3 separate regions of the Homo sapiens genome follow, and regions 1 and 3 are each linked to region 2. A link is a loop called in an ENCODE intact Hi-C map of the cell type or tissue named here. Cell type or tissue: MCF 10A. All regions are shown on one strand. Links, peaks and the distances in the headings refer to the core of each region. The heading gives the core; the rest is flanking DNA.

Region 1 (10,337 bases), core at 931-8,930, 580 kb before region 2:
GCAAAGTAAGCAATGTCCTGGTTCCAGGACCAAGGGCCAGAGCAGAGACTAGAAGTAGAGACCACAGTTTGCCAAATATATATAGAGTTAAGAATGAAATTTGGGAAGATGAGGGATTTCTTATGCAAATGCCTTGTGTACCAAAACACCACATAGAATTTCAGACATTTATTGGTCAGAAAGACATTAATTCATAGATGGAGAATTAGTCATTAGGGTCCAGGGTGTACTTGGGGGAGAAATTGATTCCTGCATTTGCTTTGAAGTCTAAAATGATACAGCTTTTCACCATAGGGGAAGAGTGATGGGCAGTGGGAGGCCCTCGAACTTGACTTTTAACAGTAATCTTTTTTCTTAAATTGCTGTGAGAGCAACATCCTCCAGCTGGCCTTATTTTCCAAATTGTGTTCCTTGCTACCTTGTTGCTTTTCTGATGGCAAAAGTCCTTTGAATATTAACACAAATGTGGAGGTCTTTTCAAATTCCCATTTGGGCACAGCCAAAACGTCGGCATATGAGTTGTGGCAATTTACTTTTGAGCTCTGGTAAGCATTTTGCTACCAAGACAAATACATTGGTGCCTTTGAGGCCATGCCAATTCCTAACGCCAGACCCTGCACAATTTATATTAATTGCCATCCTTTCTCTATGTCAGTGATGTGTTCTACTCACAACCCCAAATCCTCTTCTCTCATCCTCGCTTTTTTCAAATGTGTCTCTAGTTACTGGGGATATGCAGCCTACACAAGGGTTCCCAATACCTGCATGATCAACAGCCCCACAGAGGCCATTTAGTCATTACAGAACCATTTTTAGATAGGTAAAGCAGGATAAGGGCTGGGCTGAAGATCGATGTCCAGCCTGCTGAATCATCAGGAGTTTCTTGAATTTTTGCATTCTGGGAAGCATCTTCACCATCTAACACTGAGTACGATTGGCTCTCTTTAGGAAATGCTCTCTCTTAAACTGTGTCTCCCTTAACCCCACCTCTCCATTCCCAGATCTATAATCGCTGTCTCAATAGTTTCCCTAATTTCCCTGTGACATTGATGTTGAATTCCATAGGCCCTCACAGATCATGCTGTGCTAGTCTATTCCCCTTCCTTCACCAGGAGTCAGACTGCTTTTGTAGCAGAGGAGGAAAAATAGCAACAGTGATTACATAGCATTAAATTAATAGAGCGAGGGGCCTACCTGGTTCTAGAATGATAGTTACATCTGAGATCCAATAAGATCGAATTTACTTACTAAACTTTTCCATCTTAGTTCAAAGCAACCTAGATAAGTTTAGAAACAAAATCACAAAACAAAATACTTGTTACCTATGTGTCATTTGTACACCAGGTCCCTCAAATAATTGGCTAAACTTGGCTCAAAACCCTGAAACCGGCCAGGTGCAGTGGCCCATGCCTGTAATCCCAGCACTTTGGGAGGCCAAGGTGGGTGGATCACCTGAGGTCATGAGTTGGAGACTAGCCTGGCCAACATGGTGAAACTACTAAAAATACAAAAATTAGCTGGGCATGGTGGTGCGTGCCTGTAATCCCAGCTACTAAGGAGGCTGAGGCAGGAGAATTACTTGAACCTGGGAGGTGGAGGTTGCAGTGAGCTGAGATTGAGCCATTGTACTCCAGCCTGGGAACAGAGTGAGACTCTGTCTCAAAAACAAACAAACCTACCTCTAAAATCATGTGAAGGCTTTGTCCAATGTCCTGATTCCTCATGCTTCTCTCTGCCTTCACCATTCTCCTTCCTTTCAGATGATCTCTGATCAACCTCGTGATATCCTGTATGAGATCTGTATGTTCATCATTTTCTACTCACTGAGTCCAAACCTTTTGTAATTTTTTCCCATAGATCTTCATCAAGAAAGGTACTGGCAGTCTCGGAGAGGCGTCACGTTGTTAAGGCTTTCATTTTCCTACTTGCACCATCCCATTCCCTCTTATTCCTCTCTCCCTGTCTCTCCCTCTTCTGAAACTACCAGAAAATCCACCGTCTTGTCTACCTACATTCACACCCTATCGATTTCTCAGCTTCTAACACATACACGTTTGGCAAGGCATTTCCTCTGTCAAATACAGCACTCTCCCTGAAGGGAATTCTGGCTAACTCAATTATCCCACTTTGTTACACTAGAAAAACAGATTATGAAAGGTCCTGCTATGGCAGGAACTACTAAGTGCATATTTGGGGCAGAAGTAATATTTCATCTTTACTTTTGTACTCTTTCATTTTTAGTTGATTTTGCCAAATAGCTTCAAATAGCACAAACTAGAATAATTTTTATAGTCTCCTGAGACAGAGGAATACTTTATCCTTGACCCAAATAATGCTGAATTGGTAATGCTTTCTATTTGCATCTCCTTTCTTTAAGACTAATTTGATGAAGAATCTCAGCTCTAGTAATTAACTGCTTTTTCTTTATTGCAGTGTAAACCAAAGCTGACATACTCCCAGGCTTCTTTCCTCTCCATCTCCCTTCTCCTTCTTATTCCTGTTTATCTACTTATCCTTTAAGGAGATTGAAAAGAAAGAGGAGGCCAGGCGCAGTGGCTCATGCCTGTAATCTTAGCACTTTGGGAGGCTGGGGCTGGAGGATTGCTTGAGACCAGGAGTTCAAGACCAGCCTGGACAACACGGCAAGACCCTGTCTCTCAAAAAAAAAAAAAAGGAGAAAAGAAAAGAAAAGAAGGAAGAGGAAGAAAGGGAAAAGGAGAAGGAAGAGGAAAAGGAAGAAGAGGAGGAAGGAGAAGAAGGAGAAAGTCTATTTAATCATTGTTGCTATTTTTCCTTCTTTGCTACAAAGGCAGTTGGAAGCCCTGAAGGTCTCATACGTTCCAGTAGAGGACATTGCATGTCCTTTGAAAGAAAATTTCCATTTGATACACATTATTAAGCACGATTTTAGTAAGTGAAAAGAGAACAAACCATTAATGGAGTGCACAGCCAAGAATGGAATATAAGGTAATAAATTTTTTTCATCTTTATTGTATCATCAATCTTTGAGGGCAGCAAAGGAGGTTCTGTTCTTTTGTTTATCCCATTATTTCTCTGTCTTGGAGAATCATTGTGTTTTACTAATTTTGTGAAGATTTAAATGAAGGGATTTAAGGAATACTTTTTTCTTCCAAATGCTTAGGGAATTTATTGAGCTATTTTCCTGGTCTGGTATTAAATCTATCCCAGATGGGACTTCACATTTGCCCAAGGTTTATATAATAATATAATAAAAATGACTACATCAAAGACATTCTGTTTAGTACTTGCACACACACACACACTCTCTGTTTTCAATACTTGACAAATATTTAACATTGTTTCCTTTTACTTCCTTTGACACTGAATTTTATATTACTTCCTAGGAAGGAAAAATAATATGACTAGGATCCTACTGCCACAGGACTCAAGAGTTGCCTTCCAAACATGACTTTCAAAAAAGTGAGAAATGGTGAACAGGGGGCAGATCAGAACTTTCGGCCTATTTAATGATTGACTGTAGACTCACCGCCTAAATCGCTTTAGACCCTTCCTGATTTCTTTTTGTTCCAGGGTCATGGACTAGTACTTATTTTCATGGGTGACTTATTTCTTTCTTCCTCCTTCAGATTCAGATTGAGAAGGGTGCCCGCACTAACGAGAACAGTCCCCTTCTCCCCCCCCTCCTGCCCCTCCTCTTCCTTTGTCTTTGTTGAATAAAACAGATGTGGTGAGCAATTCTTTTTATACCTTTATATTTTATATTTGACAAGTGCACTAAGTAGTATCAATTTCTAAGCATCTATCTTTTTATAGTTTAAACTTTTATCAGAGAAATACATAAACTCAGATGAAAAAATCATAAATGTTTAACAAGGCTTTTTAATGAAAACCAGTATCCCCTGCCACATTCATCCCCACCATCATTCTTCTCAGAATAAACATTTACTTGCTTCAACTGGGTCTTCAGGTATTTATTTCCGAATGTCTAATAACATGTTCATACTATTTCTTATTTTTTTGAATTTTATGTATTCCACATTGCTTCCTGTAACTTAACCATCTTGCACTTCCAAAGGCTCCACTCCAAACTTGCCATCTTCTACCCTCTATCCTCCCAATATAGCTACAGGATTTTTTTACTTAATAAACACTCACAGTTTACATTTTATGACTATATAAGCATTATTTACAAGTGAGACATATATCATCCTATATTTTCTTTTCTGTACATTTTTTTCCCGAGTTAATGGTCTTTTTAAAAGCTTATTCTTTTTGATCTGCTGATTCTTTATTCATTCATAACTCTTTTTTTCTTTTCTTTCTCTCTCTGTTGCCAAGGCTGGAGTGCAGTGGTATGATCATAGCTCACTGCAGCCTTTAACTCCTGGGTTCAAGCAATCCTCCTGCCTCACCATCCCACGTAGCTGGGACTACAGGTACATTCTATCACACCTGGCTAATATTTTTAAATTATTTTTAATTTTTGTAGAGATGAGGTCTCTTTATGTTGCCCAGGCTGATCTCAAACTCCTGGCCTTGATCCTCCCACCTTGGCCTCCCAAAGTGCTGGGATTACAGGCATGAGCCATGGCACCCAGCCCATTCATAAGTCTTGATAGCAGGGTAAACCTCTCCTTAAGTTATACCTATGTATCAAGTAAGCTATCAGCTTCTCTCTCTCTCTCTCTTTCTCTCTGGCTCTTCTGCAATCACTCTGCTATAGCCTTTTTTTCAATCCTATGACTTTATACCTTTTAAAGTTTGCTTCATTAATATTTTAGAGGAGTTATGAGAGGAATGGTGGTAAGTTTATGTTTTAATATATCAATTTACAAGAATTGCCCACTACATTTTAAATGAAAAATTCAAAGGATTTAGGATTAGGTTGCTTTTTCATAAAGATATGAGCATAGCATAGAAAATACTCTTCAACTATCATGAACTAGGTGATTAGTATTATTTTCATTTTAAGATATTAAAATGTAATGTCTCAGTAAGCTGTCCTAGCATATAAGACATTTGTTATAAGTATGAAAAGGTACCCTCCTAGATTTTGTTTGAAAGTTCTTGTGAAATTTTTGAGAATTTAAACCACTTGTGATGGCAGCATTTGCAAAAATCTCCCAAGACAAAGTAATACTAGGGGCTTGTCTATCTGAAGTGAAAACAAGAGGAGGGAAAAAACAGCATCTCTAAAAATTTTTCTTCTATGTATATTAAACATAGAAACAACAACTCAAAGGCATTGTCAGTAATGCTTTCATCTGAGTGGGTGCTTAGATGGCAGATCATTTTGCTCCCTCTGGGAGGAGCTGTCTGCAAGGAGTTTAATGAATCAGGCTGTTGCCACTGATCCTCAAAAAGAAAAAGAAAGGAGTCATTGTGTAGACCGATTGTCTGCTAGAATACAGATGATAAAGTTTAGATAAAACTTGATTTCCCTCGATAAACCAAAGCGGCCAATGTCTAAGGCAGTGGTCTTTCACTTTTTAAACAATTTATTTAAAAATAATTAATATGTGCATATATATTAAAAAGTCAAGTAGTGCTAAAGACTTTAAAATATATGTGCCCTCCACCATTTCACCTCTCTTAGCCATGTCTTTGGATATTTACATGCATATTTCAAGGAAAAAAGCACATATACAGCCATCTTTTGATTCATCAATTTTAGATATTATCAGTTGACTTCTGTGTTAGTCCAGATTCTCCAAAAGGCAGACACAAAGGTGGAAAATGTATCAGGAGAAACGCCTGTAGAGATCATGGAGAGGAAACTGGGAGAAGACTGTGAGAGTTCCCAGACTGCCATGTGGGTCTTACCCAGTGCAGGAGAGAGGGGACAGGAGAAAAGGTATGGGGAATCACCTTAGACTACAGTACCATCTAAGGAAAGGACAGCAAGGCCATTAGAAAGTCCTCGAACCACAGTCACCCATAGGAGGGATCCCCAACCCCCGGGAATGGGCCTTACTTAGCATCTGTTTCACTGTCAGTAATTGGCTGAAAGCAGCCCACGGGCAGCATGAATGCACTGAATTTCAGAGTGCAGCAACTGGGCTCGCTGGTCTATTTTGCTCCCTGCAGTTGGAGGTCTGAGAGGGGGCGTTCGCTTGCCTGCTACCACGTCCAGTATGACAGGTAAGGATTTTAGCTTCCTTCCACAGCCTCTGCCTGTTTTTCTCCCCTCCAGTATAATTCTATTTCAATTTGGGTTAAATCCATATTCACTGTTTTCATTGTCATGATTATGTAAGTTTTGCTTATAACTGAGGCAGATAATGCATCATAATTCTAGTTTATTGTACAGTTTCTGTTTCTCTTAAAGGTAATAATTGCCTCATTTTTCCCCGTTTGCTTATTTTTCTTTGAACTGATGGACAAAATTTCCCACAATTCTTAATAGCTCTGTAAAATACCTCTTGATATAAATTTTCATATCATCAAACTTATAGCAAATCTGCTAAATTCAGGAGTAAGCTGGTAAGTGTTCTATAGAATGTAATTTCCTACAAGGTAGTTAGTTTTTTAGTTTGTTTTGGTTTTGGTATTCCTCTGTATTATGGTAGTGGAAGGCTGGGATGCTATAGAACTCAATTTAATATTGTAGAATTGAATTAAAGCAAGGAGACCTTTACTAATTTGCAAACATATTGTTAATCTTGCCACATTTCTATGAGGTCAAAAAATGCATCATCAAATACTTATTGCACTTTCTGTGTGGCAACTAGCTAGTTGATCACTAATTTCTTTCCTCCTTGTGGAAGATTGTATTTTCCAGAGAAGACCAGAACATTACCCATCCTGCATATTCTTCTTATAATATAGCTTTAGCTTCCATCTATCAAGAGATGGAGGCTCTATCTCCTTCCCTTGAAAGTGAGCAGGCTTTGGGGACAGTTTCAGCCAGTAGAATACAGCAGAAATGATGCTACATGACTTCCCAGGGTAGGTAAAAAAAGGTGACACAACTTTTATCTTTGATGAAACATTTGTGGGACTCCTAAGTCACTCCGTAAGCAGTGTGACTGCCCTGAGGTGCTATATTGTGAGGAAGGTCAAACTAGCCCCTGGGAGGGAAGCCCCTAAGTCTACGTGAGGAGAGCCATCCAGCAGCACTCAGATGCTCTAGTCCCCACAGGCTCCAGACCCATGCAGCTTCTGTCATTGTGCAAATCCATGAGAAACCATGAGCCAGAAAAGCTCAGTTGAGCCCTCTCCAAATTCCTGGCCCACAGAAACCGTGACAGACAAATTATGATTGTTTTAAGCCACTAAATTTTGGGGTGATTAGTTGGCACAATAGTGAATAGAACACTTGTCTTCCTAGGTACACAAAAATCAGAAGTGCCCGAGTTCCCAAGAGTGCAAGAGGAAGTTATATACTTCTAAGCTTAGCACAAAAGCCTCCATGTGTGATCCTCCATTCCTTTTTCCCTTCTGCTACCTGAATCCAGAGGACATAGGGAAGTAGCATAATTCCCTGAATGGCCATGTTGAAGGTTTCAGACTTCATGTGAATGATAAAATGTTATTCTGTAACCACCAGGATCTAGGGAGTTACCTGTTGCAGTGATTAGTGCTATTTAAGTTATTAGTGTTACTAATAGAATAGCATTTTATCATTCACGTTATAGTGGCTTACACCACACAACTATCTTGCTGCATTTACTCAAGAAATATGTGTCAAATGGCAGTCAGGCACTGTATCAGGTGCTGTGGATACAGTGGTAAATAGGAGGGTGCTTGTTCTCTTGGAGCTTACATTCTCATGGAAAGGAGAGAACCACAAAATAAGTAAACAGGCTGGGCGCGGTGGCTCATGCCTGTAATCCCAGCACTTTAGGAGGCCGAGGTGGGTGGAACACTTGAGGTCAGGAGTTCGAGACCAGCCTGGCCAACATGGTGAAACCCCGTCTCTACTAAAAATACAAAAATTAGCTGGGCGTGGTGGCGCACCTGTAATCCCAGCTACTCCCTATACACCTTTATGTCCTTTCAAAAGAATCCTTTCGGACACTGAAATGCTTCAGACTTCTTTTTCCTTCTTTTCCTGCTGTGGATTCGGTCTCACTTGGCTAGAGAATTATAATGATACATGCATCCCAGCCTTATTTCACAGCTGCTTCTCTAAAACCTGTGATCTCTAGGCTCTGCTGGAATTGAACAAATGTGAGACTAATAAGAGATGAGGTCAGAGAGTTAACAACGGATCAGATTGTGAAGGGCTTTACTCTAAGGGAGACAAAAGAGAAGGGCCCTAAGCATTATAAGTCTTTTCATTTGTTTGTTTTTTTGAGACAGGATCTTGCTCTGTCACCTAGGCTTAACTTCGGTGGTACAATCTCGGCTCACTGCAGCCTCTACCTCCCAGGCTCAAGCGATCCTCCCACCTCAGCCTCCAGAGTAGGTAGGACCTCAGGTGCGCACCACCACACCTGGCTAATTTTGTTTATTTTTTGTAGAGATGAGGCGTCTCACTCTGTTTGTTGCCCAGGCTGGTCTCAAAGTCCTGGGCTCAAGTGATCCACCTGCCTCAGCCTCTCAATCTGTCAGTATTTCAATGTGCCGGTATTACAGGCATGAGCCACTGTGCCCGGCCGGTAAGTTTTATACTTAAAAAGATGACACTGCCATGTGGGGAATACTGCAGGAAGCTCAAGAAGAAGCAGGAGAACACTTAGGCTATTGCAACCTTCCAGGCAGAGCAAAATGATTTGGATCAGGCAAGTAGCAGGACCAATGGTGGGAAGTGATTGAATTCTGGTCATAGTTTGCAAGAATGGTGGAGGGGATTTGCTGATGGTTTAGATATGAAGATGAAGAGTGACAGTCAATGATTACTCCAAGGATTTTAGTCGGAGAAGTCAGAAAGATGGAGTTGCCAACTACTGTGATAAAGAAGACTATGAGAAAAACAGGTTTGGGAAATAATATTGAGAGTTTGGTTTTGGAAATGTTAAACTTGACATATGTTTTAGACATCACATGCTTCATCTTATTATTTGCCAAAATCATTCTGAAAATAAGTATTACAGTCAATTTTGTTTTATAGATGAGGAAACTGAAGTTGAGAGAAGTTAATTGCTCAAGCTCACACACTAGTAGGGGCAGAGCCAAATTTAGAATCTGAGTATTTTGGAATTCAAAATCAGGGCTCATCCCACTACCAAGCTGTGCTTACCCATTTCTACAGGCTATTTTTCGCCTTATTCTCTAAATGACCTACACATTTTCCAAATTGGTTTTTCTACACATTCTTTTTAATAACTATCCATCTTTGGTTTCCTGCTACTACATGTGGCCTGACAATTAGACACATGATCTTTCTGTGATGCCCATGCATGGCAGATTGCTAATATCAAGTCTCCCCTGAATTGCAAATGTATACATGGATTCCTAGCTAGATACTACATTCCCAGGTCTTGTCACAGCTAGGTGTGACCATGTGACTAAGTTAAGGCTGGTGTGGAAATGTGTGCAAATTCCAGGTTGTGTACAGTGGACCCTTGAACAAGAGGGTTAAGGGTACTAGCCTCCTGCACAGTTTAAAATCTAAATATAGCTTTTGACTCTCCCCAAACTTAACTACTAATAGCCTACTGTTGACTGAAGCCTTACTAATAACATGAACAATTAACACATATTTTGTATATTATATTTGTTATATACTGTATTCTTACAATGAAGTAAGCTAGGAAAAAGAAAATGTTATTAAGAAAATAAGGAAGAGAAAATACATTTGCTGTTTTTCAAGTGGAAGTGAATCATTGAAAGGTCTTCATCCTAGTCATCTTTATGTTGAATAGGTTGAGGAGGAGGAGGAAGAGTAAGGGTCAGTCTTGCTGTCTCAGGGGTGGTAGAGGCAGAATAAAATCCATGGTCTAAGTGGACACATGCAGTTCAAATCCTTGTTGTTCAAGGGTCACCTGTGCTTAGAAGAAAGCTGCTTGCCCTCCACTTCCTCTTTCCCACTTCCTTTGGACTAGAACAAGGGGTGTGCTGGTGGACAAGGGGCACACCCTACACAAAGATGGAGCAACAAGATAGAAAGAGTTTGGGTCCCTAAATGATCCCACAGAGCAGTGCTGGCCTCTTCTCTGGGGCCACCTAATAGCTTACACTAAATGACAGAAAACTAAAACTTTTCTTTTGTGTAAGCTTGTATTAAAAACAGCTGAGCCACGGTCTTAGCCAAATATATCATGAATAAGTCACAATGCACTACAGCTTCCCAGAAGGCAATATGGCATTGTGGTTAAGCATATGGACTCTAGAATTAGACTGTGGGTCTGTCTAATCCTGGCTATGTCATTCAGTCTTGGCCTAGTTATAGAATTTCTCTGTGCCTTAGG
Region 2 (10,337 bases), core at 1,112-9,111:
AGAGTGATAAAACCCAGGATATGAAGCAGCATATTTACAGATCCTGCCCCTTCCCCCACCAAAATAAAAGAATGAATTCAAATATAGATATAAATACTTTACTCTCCTCCTCTGCTTTCTCTTTTTCATCCCATTATTCTCCCAGGGACTTTTAAATGTCAGAAGATTCTTCTATTTGCAGATTTTCTGTTTAAAAAGAAGCAAGAAAGAAAGGAAAGAAAAAGAAAATACTCCTTTAGGCAGATGAATACCTCTGATGATCAGAATGAAGGGAGAAAAGAGAAAGAGAGAGAGAGAGAGAGAGAACTAATTTTAATATATGAAATCCATTTTACTTGCAATGACTCACTATTCCCACTATGTAGGTTTATTCATATTATGTCTCAATTGTGTCCTGTTTCCAAACAATTGAATATGCCGCTTATTCTTAAAATATTCTCACAATTTCCCTTCTGCATATTTGAATAGTACCCATTTTTCAAGCCTAGTTCATTCTTCTTTCTCCATGAAACCTGATTTGACCATTCTAGAATGACCTCTACCAGTAAACCTCTATTGAGTTAATAGATCCTTTTTATTAAATATCTGGTGGATGGTTTTTATATTGCCTAAGAATTATTATATTTTAAAAATTTTACATAAAATAATCACTTCATATTGAAAATTGTATTTTAGCAGGAAGAAAAAAACAAAGACAATATTGGTTTTCACCATTTGGGCAAGAGAATAAATCAAGAGCTATCATCTAAAGAAAATATTGTCCAGGAAAGAAAGAAAGATTTGTCCCTTTCTGAAGCCAGTGAGAATAAGGGAAGTAGTAAATCTCAAAATTATTTCACAAATAGACAGAGACTGAATAAAGAATATAGTATCAGTAACAAAGAGAATACTCACAATGGCCTGAGGATGTCAATTTATCCTAAGTCAACTGGGAATAAAGGGTTTGAGGATGGAGATGATGCTATCAGCAAACTACATGACCAAGAAGAATATGGCGCAGCTCTCATCAGAAATAACATGCAACATATAATGGGGCCAGTGACTGCGATTAAACTCCTGGGGGAAGAAAACAAAGAGAACACACCTAGGAATGTTCTAAACATAATCCCAGCAAGTATGAATTATGCTAAAGCACACTCGAAGGATAAAAAGAAGCCTCAAAGAGATTCCCAAGCCCAGAAAAGTCCAGTAAAAAGCAAAAGCACCCATCGTATTCAACACAACATTGACTACCTAAAACATCTCTCAAAAGTCAAAAAAATCCCCAGTGATTTTGAAGGCAGCGGTTATACAGATCTTCAAGAGAGAGGGGACAATGATATATCTCCTTTCAGTGGGGACGGCCAACCTTTTAAGGACATTCCTGGTAAAGGAGAAGCTACTGGTCCTGACCTAGAAGGCAAAGATATTCAAACAGGGTTTGCAGGCCCAAGTGAAGCTGAGAGTACTCATCTTGACACAAAAAAGCCAGGTTATAATGAGATCCCAGAGAGAGAAGAAAATGGTGGAAATACCATTGGAACTAGGGATGAAACTGCGAAAGAGGCAGATGCTGTTGATGTCAGCCTTGTAGAGGGCAGCAACGATATCATGGGTAGTACCAATTTTAAGGAGCTCCCTGGAAGAGAAGGAAACAGAGTGGATGCTGGCAGCCAAAATGCTCACCAAGGGAAGGTTGAGTTTCATTACCCTCCTGCACCCTCAAAAGAGAAAAGAAAAGAAGGCAGTAGTGATGCAGCTGAAAGTACCAACTATAATGAAATTCCTAAAAATGGCAAAGGCAGTACCAGAAAGGGTGTAGATCATTCTAATAGGAACCAAGCAACCTTAAATGAAAAACAAAGGTTTCCTAGTAAGGGCAAAAGTCAGGGCCTGCCCATTCCTTCTCGTGGTCTTGATAATGAAATCAAAAACGAAATGGATTCCTTTAATGGCCCCAGTCATGAGAATATAATAACACATGGCAGAAAATATCATTATGTACCCCACAGACAAAATAATTCTACACGGAATAAGGGTATGCCACAAGGGAAAGGCTCCTGGGGTAGACAACCCCATTCCAACAGGAGGTTTAGTTCCCGTAGAAGGGATGACAGTAGTGAGTCATCTGACAGTGGCAGTTCAAGTGAGAGCGATGGTGACTAGTCCACCAGGAGTTCCCAGCGGGGTGACAGTCTGAAGACCTCGTCACCTGTGAGTTGATGTAGAGGAGAGCCACCTGACAGCTGACCAGGTGAAGAGAGGATAGAGTGAAGAACTGAGTGAGCCAAGAATCCTGGTCTCCTTGGGGGAATTTTTGCTATCTTAATAGTCACAGTATAAAATTCTATTAAAGGCTATAATGTTTTTAAGCAAAAAAAAATCATTACAGATCTATGAAATAGGTAACATTTGAGTAGGTGTCATTTAAAAATAGTTGGTGAATGTCACAAATGCCTTCTATGTTGTTTGCTCTGTAGACATGAAAATAAACAATATCTCTCGATGATAATTTGTATTAAGTAATCTATAAGAAACTCTGTTGTCTGTGGTGCTTCATTTCAGAGGCAAGAAGCTTAGTTCTGCCTCCAGCACAGGGAGTGCCTATGAAATTGATCCACTGGGGAAATCTCAGCTGTGCTCCTCCACCCTCTCTGCTTGAGCCAGCCTTTCCTTTCCCCTCTGACTTCCCTCTGTGCTGATAGAGATCCTACTTCCTACCTTCTTCCACTCTTTCCTCTGTTGCACATGTTGCACATATTCTACGACAAATATTAGCTCCTGAAACAAATCTCCATGTTATCATTTTTCTTGGTTCTACCTCCTTCCAGACAAAGAGGACTGTAGGGTAGAGGGAGGGCAAGAGGGAGAATTTGAGGAGAAACACAAATGCAAAGCCAAGACAAAAACTTAATTTGAGAAATATCATTCACTGGCTGATCCCAAGTCATTTCCAGAATATTTCTTTCTCTTGTCTTTCAGTGTAGAGGTTTTTTGGCTTTGTGACACTGTTCTGGAAACTAGCCCTAAGTCTCGGTTAGGGAAGGGGGAAGAGCTCTGGAAAGTTTTTGCCCCTCCTGATAAGAAGAATTTATATAGCCGGTATACCACCCTTTCTCCTTTCTTGCCCTTTTCTTGGCTTGACATGAACCTGATGCCTGGAGGAGCAGTCATGTTGTGGCTATGAAGGAAAGGACAAAATAATCCTAGAGGAGCCACTGAACCAGCTCCATCATCAGCTTCCTGCCTCCAGAATCTTTGTCCTATGAGAAAAAGAATGCTCTTTTTAAGCGACTATTTGGAATTTTTGTTGCTGCTGTTATTGGTAGGTGAATTGAATTTGTAATTGATATACCTCTCCATTCTTGACATTCCTCCAAATGAGGAAGGTCAAGAGAAGAAAAGAAAGAGGTAGAGAATAGAGAAAGAAAAGTGCACACATTTTCTCTTTAACACGTAAGTTCCCAAACAACAGAAATCATGACTGAGACATTCCGGACAGCACCTAGATTATTAAGTTGAATAATGTATGTAGCAAAGTCAAGTCAATGTCAATATGTTATGGCACCTTCAAAAAATCTAAACTCCCACATTGGGTAGATAGAGGGTGCTTCATTTACTAAATGAAAGTGGCAATATAAGCTATTGAATAAATCAGACTCTCAACATACACAAATAGTAATGGCTAACATGATTTGCTTAGTTACCATGAGCCATGCTCTGTGAAGTCCTTTTATCTATACAGCTACTCTATAATACGGGTACCATTATTACCCCCATTTTACAGATGAAGAAACAGACACAGATCTGTAAGTATTTGCTAGTTAGCTAGGATTTATACCCAAGGAGTCTGGTTCCAGAGTCTTTACTCTTAAACAATCACTAAACTGCCATATATTGCAAAGATAAATGTACATAATATACACATACATATATGACTGTGTGTATATATAGACATATATGTATACACACGTGTACATAGATCGTGTGTATATTCATCCACATAATATGAATATGTGTGAGTATATGTGTGTTCATGAGTGCACACACACAGAGAGAGAGAGAGAAACTTGAAAGAATACAAAGTAGAATCTAAAAACAAGGAATCTTTTTTTCCCTCATTTGTTCCCTATCTTCTGGAAATAACAGGTCAGAATCAAGGGAAAGACTGAACATATCACCCAATGTTACCATCAGAATTCCAGAATAAACTATTCCTAGTAATTTGCTTTTTAAAAAATAAAAGACAATTTGGGGGAAAAAAAACTGGAGGCAATTAATGAAGTAAAAAAAAAACTCTATCAGAATTTAAATTGCAGATTAATAAATTGAAATCAAACTGCTACTTATATTTCAGGTTTATATCAGAGCTTTACATGCGAATGGTCTGATCACATAAAAACACTTGTCGTGGTAAAAGAAAAATATGAACTGATGGAGAAAAACGGATGCTTTCTTTGGGTAAATACAGATGGACCCTTCCAAAAGTCACCTGTCGTAGTCTGCTATCTAGTGGAGAAACTGCGTATTTCAATTCTCTGGTCCGATTTTGTTTCCTCTCTCTAAGCTTCAGTGTTCATGGATATTTCTTCAAAACACTGACAATGTTCATATTTTTTTCATCCAGTTAACAGAAACTAGAAGTGTGTTGGCATCCACAATGCATTGCTATTTGATGCAGACGTGGAGGAATTAGTCCAAACACAAAGGACCAGAGATCCACAAGGACAGTCAGTAGTCAAGAGTGAGGCCCATGCCTTATCCAAAACCATGTTTTAGCCATCAGGCTGCGCTAATCTCAGTTAAAAAAAAAATAGATATCTGTTTCTGAAATTGGGCAAAAAACTTCAGCCTCACGTAGCTGCCTTATAAGAGACGATGGAAATTGACCTAGCCTGCCACCTTGTGCTCAAAAAGAAAAGGTCACTGTACCAGTCTGCGAGCAGGCTCCGGTTCTGTTATTTACGTGCAGCCCTGGTACTCCCTCAAACCTCACCTTCCTGGACTTCTCTGCTTGTAAATATTTACCTTGATTTTACAATACTAATTAATCTGTTCTTGGCGCGTCTACCAGTCAGGGTAACATATCTGACCTTGTCTGAAATAACATTTAGCTCAGTTGAAAAGTATTTATTGAACGACCATCTTTTACAAAATTCTTTGGAGATCAAAAGAAGAGATGCTCTTGGTCTTTATCAAAACTATAAGTAAGTAGGGAGAAAGTCATACGAAAGATACAAGGCAGAATGTGTTAAATAATAGAAATATAAGTAAAGTGAGACAGGAGTTCTGAGAAGATGAACTCTAGCTGAAGGGAAGAGCCAGGAGATAGTAAAATCTATTTTACCCAACGTATTACACATGTAGAGAGGCTGCAGACAATAAGCCTCACTAGTACATAAGAGCTTCACAGTGGCGACCTTAAGTGATCCCATGTGTAGTTTAGAGCTTAAGATAGCTCTCCCCAACCAGTGGATGGGGAAGGAGTGGTAAGCAAGGTAGGGTTCAGGGGAGTTGGAAGGAAGAAGACCAGCCAGGAGGAAGTTGCTCAACAGACTTTCTCTGCGGTCTAGAATAAACATTGTGTTATCTCCTCACTCTGTCTTTAGGGCCTGCCTTTAACTAAGCAGGAGCTCAAGACAGCGTAAGTTTCAAAGACATTATGATGCTTTTACAGAAGTCCCTTTCAAAAACAACTTCTGTATGAGAAGGTAAACTCTGCTATTCAAGAGAATGATACTTACAGTCACAGGCATTAAAATATGGTATTAGACGGCCCAAAGGAAAAGGAGAAGAAATAGATGAGTCTGAATGCATGTCAGGAAGATAGGAATTGGGGGCTGAAAGAGAAAGGGGCAGATAAATGGTTAGAAAAAATTTAATGAGGAAGTCTGGAAAGAAAAGAGAACAAAACACCGATACAATCCAAATCCAGAAATCCAAATGAGAATAATGTCAAAAACAATGAGTGGACTCACGCAAAAGCTGCAAGAAAATCTACCTGAAGCTATGGTTTAGACTTTCGAGAATAAGAACAAGAGGATCTGTTTCATTAAACGAATAATACTTTATCAATTTGTAGGCATATGGTTTAGTGTAACACAGACACTCCCTGTTTAGAAGTGACTCTTGCTAGATTTGAATTTTAAGTAGATTTTTATAATTGTTAGGTTAACAGATTAATAATAGAAGTCAAACAATCTTAAATAATTTTTACTTAAAACAGCATCAGGAAGATAGAAGTATTAGGTTGGCTCAAAAGTAATTGCCATTACTTTTAATGGCAAAAACAGTCATCACTTTTGCACCAACATAATACTATGTGAAGAAAGAAAGTTGTCTATTTAGCAAAGAGGTAATTCTGAGCAGGCCAGCTGGGGCAGATCTTAGACACATTGCATTAATAAGTGAATGGAGTAATATTTGTGATATAAGGCCATGAACGGGGTCCAGGGATTTCCTTTTTTAACAGGTCCCTCAAATGATTTTAATGCAAGTCAAAGTTTGAAATCACTAATATGGATGTCTTTCCCAGTGACCTTCAAATCAGTCACCTGGGTCTCCCACAAATCTATAGCTAGTCCAGAACTTCCCCTGTATTAACCTACCATTGCAGGAATGTTTCAGTTTATGATGAAAAATAGCTTGTCTTTGTGGATTATCTTATATCAACAAATAATAAAAATATCATTTAAAGTGAACGTACAAGGCTGGGACTGGTGGCACAAGCCTGTAATCCCAGCACTTTAGGAGGCCAAGGTGGGGCAGATCACCTGAGGTCAGAAGTTCGAGACAAGCCTAGGCAACACAGTGAAACCCCATCCCTATGAAAAATACAAAAATTAGTCAGGCCTAGTGGCACAGGCCTATAATGCCAGCTACTTAGGAGGCTGAGGCACAAGAATTGCTTGAACCTGGGAGGTGGAGGCTGCAGTGAGCCAAGATCGTGCCACTGCACTCCAGCCTGGGTGACAGAGTGAGACTTTGTCTCAAATAAATAAATAAATATTAATTAATTAATCAAGTGAATGTACAGGACAGCATTTAAAAATGGACCTTTACACAGGCTCTTGCAAAACAGAAACTATTCACAGTGCATATACGTGACTTCCCCAACTCACTACTCTGTGGAAAATAATCTGGTGATTGTAGAGCCGTAGTGTGCCATCGGTCACGTACAAACCGGTCATCCTAACAGGATATGATCACAACCATTCAAAGTTTATGTGTCTCTGTAAAAGACAGAACAGAAAGTGTGACAAGGAAACAAAGTAGGAACAGAAGGAGCAAAAGTTGAAAGTACAAGGGCGCAAAAGTCACAGTATGCTGATTCGAGACTAAGCTTGCTGCCTTATGTTGCGCAAAAGTGTGAGTTCTACAATGAGATCACATGGACACAGGAAGGGGAACATCACACTCTGGGGACTGTGGTGGGGTGGGGGGAGGGGAGAGGGATAGCATTGGGAGATATACCTAATGCTAGATGACGAGTTAGTGGGTGCAGCGCACCAGCATGGCACATGTATACATATGTAACTAACCTGCACAATGTGCACATGTACCCTAAAACTTAAAGTATAATAAAAAAAAAAAAAAGTGTGAGTTCTAGAAGAGCATTCCCTATTAATAGAATCTTTAGTTAGTAGAATTTTAAAGCAGTGATCCATAAATTTCTAGTGTTCTACAAAATCTGCCTCTGTCTTGGTTCAGTGTTGGTGCTCTGTCTTCCACAGAGATCCGGGTTGATGAAAGGCCCTTCCAGGGAAGAGCCCCTCAGTTGCACCATCATGTTATTCATCAGGGCCAGATGAATAAAGAAGGGACGTACAAGTGTGAAAGCCCCCCAGCATCTGAGCCTACCGGTAGCCAAGAGAAACGAGTCTCCAACCTGGTCTTTTGGCTTCCTCATTTCAGCTTACTCTGGCCTGTTCATCTAACACTTACTAAAAGCATGTGACAGTAAGCTTTGAATCAATTCACATATCTTTCTCTCTCAAAATAATGTTTTTAGTTTTCTGATTATGAGAGAAATGAAAAACCCATTATATAAAATTACAAAAAAAGAAAATATAAAAAAAAATTACACTTTCATCACATTTTTCCTCCCAGTTCTTTTTCTAACTATATACTGACATATATTCTAAGAAAACATTATATTCTTTTAGTGTTCTTTTCTGCTATCTTAATTTGCTCTTTTATCACATTACCAAATATTTTTAAATCATTTTTAAATTTTATTATATACATTTACCACAGTTTGTTCAGTCTACTATTGAAGAATATTTAGCATTTTCCCAGTTTGTCTCTATTATAAACTCTTGTGTTTTTTCAGCTTTACTGAGGTATGATTGACAAATAAAAATTGTATATGATGCTTAACCATTCTTTTTAAATGGCTGCATAAAATTTGCTGCTTTGATTTACTGTCATTTTTTTAGCCACATCCCTATTGATAGGCATTTAAATGATTTTTAGCTAATCACTATTCAAACAGTGTTACAATAAACATCACTGGTCATGTATCTTTGTGTACAACAGTAGGGTAAATTTTTAGCATTACCAAGTCTATTTTAAATATGAGATACAAAGATGCAACATCAAGTTTCATATACCTGAGCAAGTAGGTTCTTAGAGCAAGTAAGTGAATATTGCACTTTACATAAATTTGCCTCTGTGACACTTCCACCTGCACACAATATGCCCCAGGGCAGTTAATTCCAAACACTGGTGACAGGCTAGGTCCAGTGGAGTCATCTGAAGATCTTTATCAGAAAGCACAACCCTGGAGCTCATTCTCAAAGATTCCGATTCTTTGGTGGGTCCTAGTATTCTGCATTTTAGGAAACTTCCAGGTGACACTAATACACAGCCAGGTTTCAGCAACACTGCCATAAGAACCCGTATTAAAGAGCTTTTAAAATGGAAAACCAGAAAATAGTCACTAGATGGCAACCTCGCTCACTTTTTGAAAAGCATTTTGAAACAAAGCAAAGAGAGTTTTTAACTTTCATTCACAATTAAATTTGGAAATGTCTCCCTAAAGGAAGTTTAAAAAAAAAAAAAAAAAAACATACAATCAGGTGCCTCTCTTTCATAATGCCCGTATCCTATTACTTTTAAACTCCATAAATAAAAACAAGGGCTCTTTTGTTTGAATAATAACAGCCCCCTCTGGAAACTTAATCTAGTTTTTGTTTGCATACATCTCTCCTATAAAACTCTGAATTTCCTGTTTCCTTAGATAATAAAGTGGAATTTGTCTTAAAAAGTCTCTTTTCTTTCTTACTAATGTCTGAATCTCCTTAAAGCCAAGATCAGCTGTGCTTAGTTTTGTGAGGCTAAACCCCCTGACATTAACACGTTGCCATTCTTTTTCTAACTGGCTCTATACAGGTGCAGAGATTCTTGGAAGAAACCTTAGAGATCATCTGGTCCAGTGCTCACCTAAGGCAGGTTCACTGTGTTTCACCCCTAATAGCTGGTCATTTTGCCACTGTTTACATACTTACACTAACAGGGAGTTCATTACCTTACCTTACACTTTTGGTGCTAGGCAGAAAGATGCATTCATTTTCCACATTACATGTTTCCTGTTTTCTACACTTCTCCTCATCAAACTAAACATTTTTCAATGACCTTTCATGTGCTCTTTCACCACACTTACCTCCAGTTGGTTGGGCACAATATTCCACATATTGTTTGAACATCTCAGCAGACCATGTAATAGTCTACCCTTTATTCTGGCCACTCAATCCTGTTAATATAGTCTAGGATTGTGTTAGACTCCTTAACATCTACAAAATGCCTATGTCAGCACTTGGTCCAAAATACAGGCTAAATTCATATTAGTTTCCCTTTCTCCTTATTTAATTTCTAATTATATAAGTACTAACTTCCTTCTGGTTTTTGTTTGCTCATGTGCTTACTCCATAAAAAACAATATTAGACCAGCTCTGCTCTTTGTACAGTATTATATCATTTATTTTCTGATCCAGGATGCATAATGCTCTATTTCACAATGCTATTTTATTGAAGTTTCTTCAATCTCGATTTTGTGATCCTAAATATTAACTATCACTCCCAGTTCTTAAGATGCAAATACTTCCTGGGTGTTCATTCACCAGTTTGAAGAAATTTTGAACAGGGCAGAGGGCAGGCTAGGACAGTGCCTGCAGCATATTGAAGTTGGCCCCCTTGTAGCCTGATGCTGATCTATTTTTTTTTTTTTTTTTGAGACGGAGTCTCGCTCTGTCGCCCAGGCCGGACTGCGGACTGCAGTGGCGCAATCTCGGCTCACTGCAAGCTCCGCTTCCCGGGTTCACGCCATTCTCCTGCCTCAGCCTCCCGAGTAGCTGGGA
Region 3 (10,337 bases), core at 586-8,585, 380 kb before region 2:
AATCCTTAACTGTTTACAGCATAGAGCTTAATCTCTCCCACTTGGCCTCAGATAGTCTAAGTATTTGAAATGGTAAAAGGTACTAAATAAGCACTTCAGGGCAATGTAACTTGTTAGGAGAGAAGCAGTTGGGTGGAAATCCAGTTTCTTTCTCCAAGGCTGTAGTACATACACTATGATTGGGCCCGTGAATAGCCTCTGTAGTCCAGCCAGGACAACATAGCAAGATCCTGTTTCTTAAAAATATTAGAACAACAAAAGGGATATATACCTTTTTGGTCTCCACGTTTTTCTTTCTTTCTTTCTTTCTTTCTTTCTTTTTTTTGGTATGTATTTTACATGAAAGCAAACTTCAGTGAAAGTCAAAGTAGAAGTCAAAGTTTGTAGCCTTTGTATCCAGCAAGTTAATGCTTTTTGTTAAGATGTGTTACCTTGCCTTGAGATCAGTCCATTTCTAGGTGTGGCAGTTTTACAGTAGGCTTTTCTCATTATTTACTATGAATTGCCTATAAGACAAAAATAAGCCTGAAAGCCTGGGCACAGTGGCTCACGCCTGTAATCCCAGCACTTAGGGAGGCTGAAGCGGGTGGATCTCTTGAGGTCAGGAGTTTGAGACCAGCCTGGCTAATGTGGTGAAACCCCGTCTCTACTAAAAATGTAAAAATTAGCCAGGTGTGGTGGCACATGCTTGTAATACCAGCTACTAGGAAGGCTGAGGCAGGAGAATCGCTTGAGCCTGGGGGGGCAGAGGTTGCAGTGAGCCGAGATCACGCCACTGCACTCCAGCCTGGGTGACAGAGCAAGACTCCTCAAAAAAAAAAAAAAAAAAGCCTGAAGCAAACTTTGTTGTTTGAAATTTCATATTGCATATATGCCTGTAAATTTAAATTTTGTGAAATATCAAGGACATTATTAAAAAATACCTTTTTAGACTGGCAAAAATTTTGATGTAAAGATTTTGGAGGAAATGAGTTTATAACTTATGAGTTCTAGTTTGGTAGATCAGTTGAGGTTGACTCTCATATTTTTATAGTTACAAAGAGTTTCTCTTACCTTTCGTGGCATTGAATATAACTTACCTTTATCAATTTAGTCATGGAAATAAAATCTTACCCCAGAGAAGTTCCAAAAGTTAAAAAAAAAAACAACAAAAAAAAATTTAGTAAGATGTTATCTTTAGTCTATTAAGTAAATGTGTAGTTTATTATAGCATAAAAATAGAGCCTTACCCCTAGTTGGTTCAAAATAGCAATGAGTAACTGTGAAGGAAGAAAAATTGATGATCAGTGCTGTCAATAGGTTAATTTTTAAACCTACATTTAACTTATTACATATGCAAGTTAGTATACTTTGTATACAAAAATCTATTTTATTGAAAAATTCCATTTTATTGCTTAGTATATTATTTATATGATACAAGATTTTAAAATGACAATATCTGGATTTAAATACCTTTAATTCACAGAAATATTTTCTTTCTACAGCTTTGTAATGATATTTACCATATTTGAAAGTTAGAAAATTGATTTGAATGGTTAAGAAACCCTCTGTGTACACTTCCATACAAGTCCCATCTTTCATAAATGATTCAGATTCCCTGTGTGAATGATACTTGAACTAAAATTTTAGGACAACTATGAATACTTTGTTTTGAGAACTTGCTTATACAAGCAGTTTTACTGGAAAATTGTTTTGTAGCATCCACATGGTCCTGTTTTAAGATTCTGGCAGCTTGCTCAAGAAATTGACCAACTCCGTCTAAAAGGTGAATCTCTTTACTTGTTGAGCTGTCTGTCTTAGAGTGTATGCAGTAATATTTAAGCTAAACACTGTCCCAACTGTGACAGATCTTAGGCACGAACAATGCCCTCAGGTAGCGTTTGTTCTGTTAGGGTGCCTTTCTCTGCTCCCTACCTTAATTAGGACCATTGAGAGATGTTGAATGTAGTATTTATATGGACTTTATAGAATAACAGGGCAGAATATATTTACCGCGATAAGATCATTAGGTGTGAGGACCTAGAATAAAGGAAACAGTCAAAGTAAGGAGTTGTAATTCAGCATTTCATCTACTTTTGTATCTTATATATTTTATATTAGCTTGGTAAACGAGAGCATGCTTTTTAGAATTCTCATCATTTCTAAAGTTCAATTATTAAAATTCACTAATATTTTAAGTACCCCCCCCCAACCCCAAACCTATCTCTGGAAACATGTAGTCTGTATTTTCTGTTGTGGGCTCCAGACATAGCAGTGACTTCTTGGAAAGATTATTAAACCTATGATTATTGGGTTTGAAAAAGACTATTTTGGGATCACCTCTTTCTGAAAGAAAACTTTAATAATATTACTTCCTATAATCGTAATAGGAGTGCTGGGCATGGTGGCTCACGCCTGTAATACAGCACTTTTGGAGGCCAAGGGAGGAGGATCACTTGAGTCCAGGAGTTCGAGACCAGCCTGGGCAACATGGTGAAACCCCATCTCTACAGAAAATACAAAAATTAGCCCAGCGTGGTAGTGCGTCCCTGTAGTCCCAGCTACTCAGGAGGCTGAGGCTGGAGAATCACTTGTACCTGGGAGGTGGAGGTTGCAGTGAGCTGTGATTGCACCACTTCCAGCTTGGGTGACAGAGCGAGACTCAGTCTCAAAAAACAACAACAGAAAATCATAATAGGAATATTATTACTTGGAGTTAATATGCTGAAATATACATAACTTTTTTGTATGATACTGAATCCGCCTCATCTTATGTATTTATCACTAATTCAGTAAAATCTTTTCAAAAGTAAAATTTAAGCAATTCCTTTATACCATGACTGTAACCTTAAATCTATTTCAAATGCTTCTAGGATATATTACATTTCAATAAGAATGCATTTTACCCCCACTAATGACAAATGTAAGCATAAAATTTTAGAGGTGAAATGGACTTTGTAAATCATCTGTTGTCACTGTTTTATATTCTAGAAGAGGATAAGGGTCACAGGAGTTAAAGATAATTCCAAAGTATTAAAGGGCAGACATGGAGCTTACATCTCCAGATCATTTAACTTCAAATTAAGTGCTTTTTCTACTGGTTGGTCCCTGGGTTTATTCTACACAAATAAGGAAAGTTTCAGGTCTTAGGTAATTCAGTTTTCAAGGATATGTGAAATTTGAACATTCAATTACTCAAATCAAACAAAATATCAATAACTAGTGGTCCCCCAAAGAGAATGTTAGCCAGTAATTATTGGTATCAAATTCTCCCCAATTAAATCTAAAGAATTTTCAAGTTTTTGTTTTGTATTAGTTTAAGTATTTCCTAAGGAAGCTTTAAGTATAACCACCTGATTTGGATTGTAAGGAAAAGGAAAAGGAATAGAAATCTACAAAAAAAAAAAAAAAAAAAAAAAAAAAAAGTAAATTGTGAATGAAACTGTGAACACTCTCTCTTGCTTTTTCTCATTTATTCATACATTCACTCATCCTTCCACCCATCTATCCATCCATCCCTACAATATTTACTGAGCAATTATTCTATATCTAGGGTTTAGGGATAGCAGTAAATGACACTTAGAGAGCTCACCTTCTATTTGGTGGAGATTAGAATCTAGTGGGTTCAATATAATATTTTCTTTCAAGAGGTATGGTTGTTCTTCTTAATTTATCTAACTTAAAGCCCAGGAATCTGTCTTAATGTGTTGATAGTTTTTACAAATCTACCACTTTCCCTACAGTAAGTGTTACTTTCTTTGCTTGCTTTGAAGATACTAGTCTGCCATCTGGTGGTAGGAAGAGTTTCCATTTCACAGAAGAGTGATTCTTTTAATTGTCATATAGATTTAAATAAATTTAAATTTAAATGTTAACAGCGATTCCTAAGTTCTAATTATAAACCAAGACTCCAAGATTTTGCATCAGTTTAAAATAAATCTTGCCAGGGCACGGTCGCTCATGCCTGTAATCCTAGCACTTTGGGAGGCCGAGGCAGGCAGATCACTTGAGGTCAGGAGTGAGTTCGCCCAGCCCAACTAACATGGTGAAACCCATCTCTACTAAAAACACAAAAATTAGCCAGGCATGGTGGCTACACGGGAGGCTGAGGCAGGAGAATTGCTTGAACCTGGGAGGCGGAGGTTGCAGTGAGCTGAGATTGCACCACTGTACTCCAGCCTGGGCAACAGAGAGAGACTCTGTCTCAAAAAACAAAAACGAAAACAAAAAAAACAAATTTTAGCAAACAATAGGGAAACAATGCACCTAGTCCTGACTAGAACCAAAATAATTAGCAATTAATTATAAGTGCAAGAATAATATTTAGAATTTAACAGCTGGGATTCAATCAGAACAAGTAAAAACATTAAAGGAGAAGAAATGTTCTATTGAGGACTAAGTTTAGTGACAAATTTTTAAAAGTTGAGAGAAACACAGTTTGAAATTAAATGCAAGCAAAGGGAAGGTGTTTATTAAATTTAGATATAAAAACAGTTACACAAAATCATGTTTGTATATTTAAAAATATTTAGGAGATCAGACAATATTAAGCAAGATGTAGTTTTAAAATGTTTGTGAGCTGGGCATGGTGGTGTGCACCTATAATCCAGCTACTGGGGAGCCTGTGGGAGGTGGGAGGATCACTTGAGCCCAGGAGTTTGAGACTAGCCTGGGTGACATAGTGAGGTCCTTGTCTGTAAATAAGGGGTATGTGAAGTTTTAAAATGTATGTGATTTTTAAAGAAAAAAATCATTGCTTAAATACTTATCCAAATTTAACAAGGCCCCAATCTGTGTTGCAGCATCATTATTTTAGACTAAAATAATTTTCTACCCGCAAATTGCCTTGTGCTTTTCAAGTCTGCACCCATGCACTTGCTGTTCCTCTGCCTGAAATGTTTCATCCATTTGTCTTCCTTCAAGACCTGGTTCAGATACTGTCTTCTCTGAAGTCTTTGATCCATAGCTTTGTATTTGTGTCTCGAAATACTTATCAAATTACATTGTAGTTTCCCTTTATGAGTCTCTCTTCCTCATCAGATCTGAACTTATACTGTTTGTACCTCAAGCACTCACCGTTGACTCTATAATGTAGTCGACTTACAAAAGTGTTATATATAGAATAAAGGCAACTCTATTGTGTATTTAGCATTGTTCCAAACTTTATTGAAAAAATGTTTTAAGAATCCAGATATTAGGAGAGCCTGGAGAGAGTCCAAACAGAAAAGCAAAATAACTATTTTGCTTGAACTTGGGAAAAAGTTATAGAAAGCTGGGGAAAAAAAATCTTCTTAGAGAAAGAAAGCAACAAGGTGAATTTGAAAAAGCAAAAGAATGGATATTATAGAAAGAAGTATTCTCTTCATAAAGAGTAAGCTCGTAACGGTCAAAGTAATTCAGCACAAACACCTTTTTAATAGTAAGTGCAGAGAAACACTGCGAGAGGGCACTGAAGATTTGGAGGGAAATTTGCTAGCCCCTTGTCACGTTCCACTATAAGCTATATGGGAGAGAAGTTTGAATAGCTGATTCCTGGGGACTGCCTAAAGCCTCATATTTCAGTATCAAAATTTGGAAAGTTTCATAACCACCATCCAACAAATAAATCCTTTTAGCTATTTCAGATTCCCCAAACCCATGCTTACCAGGGGCGGTTGCGGAGGTAGGGGAAAGAGGACCTGAGGGAAAAATGGTGGTACTTGTGGTGGGTAAAAGATAAATCTCTGTAAAAAGAAACATGATGTCAGTCATTTCAGACAATGGCAGACTTTTAAAATGATGAATGCATTATTTAAAAATACAATTAGAAGTTCACCTGTTCACTGGAACTTTCAGCATATTGTTCGAGCTTGCAAAACAATAACAGCAACAAGGTAAAGCAGCATATGGAAATACATTATCCACTAAAGAGAGGTTTTGTTCTAAAGGAGAATAAGTAATAAGCCACTATGGAGCATTATACCCATCAGTAATGTAACTTCACTTCTGAAATAAAAAGCAGTTGGATATCTAATAGGGAAAAGTTTAATTAATTTTGTGCAATGATTTGGAAGACCAAGGCTTTTTGCTTTTAAATTTATATCCAAAGAATGCTTTTATTTACATTTCTTAAGATTAATTCCATATTACATGAATATTTCCTTTTGTAAATCTTTGAATGGTGTTCTTGATTTAGTTCTCAGTAGTTATAAACTCAAAGTGAAGGGAGTGTGGAAATGTACACTTAAGTTCTGCACCCCAAACACAAATTTTGAAAGCTCCCTCACTTCTTCAAAAGCTCCTTTGATACAAAGTGTGCAGGGGAGAGAGTTTCTTGCCTACTTGGTGCCCTCATATTCAGACTAGTAAACCCAGATTAGACTCAGTGGATCTCATTTGTATATAGTCAGTTGATGACAAAATGTCTATATAGGTGAAGTTAATGATGTTCTGGGATTACAGTATTTCATATATTCTTAGATGCTATCATTGTCAAAAGCACCATTATTTCATAAATTACCAAAAAAGAAAAGCGCTGCTGTTAAGCTGCCGTGACACTTTATCAAATTGTGTTTTTAAGACACAGCTCAATTTCAGAGCTGCTGAAATATCAAAAAGTACATATTAGAATTAATGAAATATGTATACTGCAGCATTCCCATCAGCCTAAAGAAACAGGCAATACAAATTGTTTGGAATTTTAGACCACGATACTTGCCAGCTTTGGCAAAAAGGATTGTGGTCTAAAGAAACAAATTAGGTTTGTTATCAAGGGCACTATAGATGAATGTAGCTTTTTATCCAAATCTGGTTTTCAAAAATTGGACTTTAAAGGTGTGTCTGTATGATCACTCAAATATAATTCAGGCATAAGTTGTTTTTATATTCATAATTTAGTAATCAATGTAAGTTATCTTAAATATTTCCTTCTTTAAAATCAAATCTACAATGAGGTAGATAGTCCTTTGGTGTCAGAGCATTTCCATGTAACAGCCTTTTAAGAAAACATGAGATGGTTTGGGGCAAGGGCATTACAAATGAAACTCAATTCAAACTGCTTAATTTAGACCTGGGTCACTGCAGAATATTTGTTCTATATCACTGAGTTTATTGAGAACATCCTATCTTTCAAATAGGACCCTTCTCTGCCTTAGATGCATTAAAAAAATCATCTCCGTGCAACTCTGAGGTGTTCCTAGGACTCATTTTATAGACAAGGAAACCATGGGTTAGTTCAAAGTCACACAGCTAGCACATGGCATATGGAGCTGAGATTTGTACTGGGCAGAGTCTTGGACTGACAAAGAGTGGTGAACTCCTAGTTCTATGACTTTCCTGGGTTCCGCTTTCCTCTTTTGTGAAATGAAAAGATAAGACCTGCTTTCTAGCCGAGAAATGCGATGACTCTAAATCTGAAATTGAGTCAGCAGCTGAGGAGGGTGTACTCACGGGGATGGGCAGAGCAGTGGCAGTGCTCAAAAGGCCAGCCAAGATGAGAAATTTCATTCTAAAGGTCGAGCCTGGAATTGAAGGGGTAGGAGATCATTTCGAGTTTTTTTCTATGTAAGTCCTATTCCTATTTAGAGGTGTTGAAATAGTGGTCAAGATAAATCCTGCCTCCAAACATAGGTTTTGTAAGCCTACAAGAGTGTTTTTAAAAGCTTTGAATTCCTTAGACAAGACATGCACTGTTTAGCTCCCAACATAGCCCATTACTTTCTACTTTCTTATAAAGTTACAGTTCGGCCTATACACTGTACATGTTTGGTCCCTGAAGTTGCGTTTGTGATCTCTACACACAAATCTTTTTTTTTTTTTTTTTTTTTTTTGAGACAGGGTCTTGCTCTGTCACTCAGGCTGGAGTGCAGTGGCACAATCATAGCCTCCTGTACCCTCGAACTGCTGGGCTCAAGTGATCCTTCTGCCTCAGTCTCCCAAGGAGCTAGGACTACAGGTGTGCACCACCACACTTGGCTAATTTTAAAAAAATTTTCTTAGAGATGGGGTCTTGCTATGTTGCCCCCCTGTTGCAAGGATGGTCTTGAACTTCTGGCCTCAATCAACCTTCCCACCACAGCCTTCCAAAGTGCTGGGATTACAGGTGTGAGCCACTGTGCTCAATTCTACTCACAAATCTTTAAACACCAGTGTTACATCATGCTTATTATTAGTAATTGATCACTACTGGCTAAAATGAGAGGAAAGTTTTTATGTAATACACAAATAAATCCACCTGAAGCTTGTACCTCTGTGAGACTTACCAGGCCTTCATATAGTCTGGTTGCTGTTATTGCCAGTTATAGTTCTCGGGAAGGAAATTGTATGGGAAAAATTTTGTAAGATGTAATGGGTTGGTAGAAAATCAGCACAATATGAGTAAATTCAGATTCAATAAAGGAAATCAACTGGCCTTTTATTGGTCCATTGGTTCTGAAAGGAGACATTTTTATGTTTTAAAAATCGCACTTAATTCAAATTAACTTACCTTGTGAGTTTCAAACCAAATCACTGTATTCTGGAATTGGATTTTGAAAGAAAAACAACTTTATCATGTTATTATTAAGACTTATCTCCAGCATTTGAGGCAAGTTATATCTATAAATCACACTTCATCTGTTATATATATCTAAAACCCAACTCTGATTTCAATCTTAGTGCTACTTTGCCTGAATTTAGGCAACTTATTTCCCTTTTCCTTTTTCATGTTTTTTCTTTGTATTTTTCTTCTTTCTGGATTCAAACACTAATTTCTTTCTTCTTATTAGAAGTGGACCTGTTAGAAATCATTAAATTACCCAATACAAGAATATGTTACATTCTTTTATCTAGTGCATTAGAATCAGTCCAAATTATACTATATATCTCTTCAATTACCTTTGCTTCAGTGGCCCTTGGAGCAACAAATTCAAGGAGCAGTGTGATCACCTAGAATCTCTATGCCCATCTAGTATTTAAGCCATGTTACTAATGCCTTTATGGTTATGGGCAATATGAGTCACAAAATTCAAAGCTAAACTGAATAATTGCTTTCACACCAGGAGCTCCAACTTCCAAAATATCTCAATTACACAGAGGTAGACTTACAGACTGATTACTGAGAAAATAACTGAGAAAATAATCTCTTAGGTTGGGATTAGAGTATGTCTTTATCACAAACAACCCACAATTAAAAATTGTGACCACCAAGAATATTAACGTGCCTCTATAATAGATGAGCTAGCTGTACATGTAAGAGCCTTAAATGATACAGAAATTTAAGGTTTGAGATTTTCTCTTATTAAATATTTTTCATTTCAAAATGAATATTATTTTCAAACAAAATTTTTTAGTAGATATTGAGGTGGTTTCCTTACCTTGGTGTTAAAATCACTTTTCACTATTCTAAAATATTTTTGAAAGTTGTCTGAGGGTAAAAGATAATTTAGGCCTAATTAATACCTCTGAATACAACTTCACTGTTCCCAGCAACCTAGTTTGTAATTAGCTAAGACCTTTTCAGCTTCATATAAAAACGTTCTGAAATTTGGAATAGTTCCTAAAATTATTTCTGTAGTTGGAAAAAGTTACAAATAATACTTAATTCGATTTTGATTAATCAAATTGAACTTAATTTTTTAGAAAGGACATAGTATGATATGGTTCTAGTTAAGGTAATTGGCCAGGTGTGGTGGCTCACGCCTGTAATCCCAGCACTTTGGGAGGCCGAGGTGGGCGGATCACGAGGTCAGGAGTTCGAGACCAGCCTGACCAACATGGTGAAACCTCGTCTCTACTAAAAATACAAAAATTAGCTGGGCGTGGTGGCGCACGCCTGTAATCCCAGCTACTGAGGAGGTTGAGGCAGGAGAATCTCTTGAACCCAGGAGGCAGAGGTTGCAGTGAGCTGAGATTGTGCCACTGCACTCCAGCCTGGGTGACAGAGCAAGACTCCATCTCAAAAAAAAAAAAAAAAAGAATAAGTAATTTATTGAGCTATGAAAGAGATAACGAATGAAATTTTGAAATACTCAGAGAAGATTATTCTGATAAAAAAATAAACTATTCTGTAAATATCTTTCAGATAAAATTCCTAGGGGCATGTTCTCTCAGTGACTATCACAGATAAGGTTTGTAACAACAACAACAACAACAACACATTTTTGATTATTTGAAAAAATAGTAAAAGATAATTGTATTGATATCTTTCATTTCAGCTAGAAAAATATGTAAAAAACCATTTTCTTTCAAATAGTCAAATAAAGTGAGTGACATGTCCTTTTATTGCCTTACTTCAGAACTTGGAAAACTATATTATAATGTCATATTTTTGTGATCTAGCTTTTACTGTAATAGTTACCAAAGAAGAGCGCAAATAAAAAGACAAATTTTTGCTTATGACA

The links. Peaks named below come from ENCODE experiments on the same cell type or tissue, not always from the same donor. Only the 100,000 strongest peaks of a DNase experiment are listed, where the experiment ranks them.
Region 1: it touches region 2 in a loop (22-fold over the local background); 17 of 110 quality-filtered maps call a loop at or near these places.
Region 3: it touches region 2 in a loop (7-fold over the local background); 11 of 110 quality-filtered maps call a loop at or near these places.

What each region holds. Positions count from the first base shown.
Region 1 is chr4:87,265,056-87,275,392 of GRCh38, forward strand. No RefSeq gene overlaps it. Among named protein-coding and RNA genes, the nearest start is that of MIR5705, 30 kb to the right of the region's middle. In MCF 10A, for the core only: a CTCF peak has its summit at 5,280; a DNase peak (open chromatin) is centred at 5,286.
Region 2 is chr4:87,844,302-87,854,638 of GRCh38, forward strand. MEPE (matrix extracellular phosphoglycoprotein) reads left to right here. Exons shown (of 4, transcript NM_020203.6): 4 at 676-2,491. The coding sequence ends at 2,145. Among named protein-coding and RNA genes, the nearest start is that of MEPE, 17 kb to the left of the region's middle. In MCF 10A, for the core only: CTCF peaks have their summits at 4,867 (motif pointing left) and 8,935 (motif pointing right); DNase peaks (open chromatin) are centred at 4,870 and 8,920.
Region 3 is chr4:87,462,185-87,472,521 of GRCh38, forward strand. SCPPPQ1 (secretory calcium-binding phosphoprotein proline-glutamine rich 1) reads right to left here and starts at 8,866. Exons shown (of 10, transcript NM_001405228.1): 1 at 8,833-8,866; 2 at 8,444-8,473; 3 at 7,408-7,478; 4 at 5,795-5,827; 5 at 5,625-5,702; 6 at 1,993-2,019; 7 at 1,230-1,259; 8 at 1,080-1,108. The coding sequence starts at 7,464. The coding sequence ends at 1,094. In MCF 10A, for the core only: a CTCF peak has its summit at 3,796 (motif pointing left); no DNase peak of the experiment used is centred there.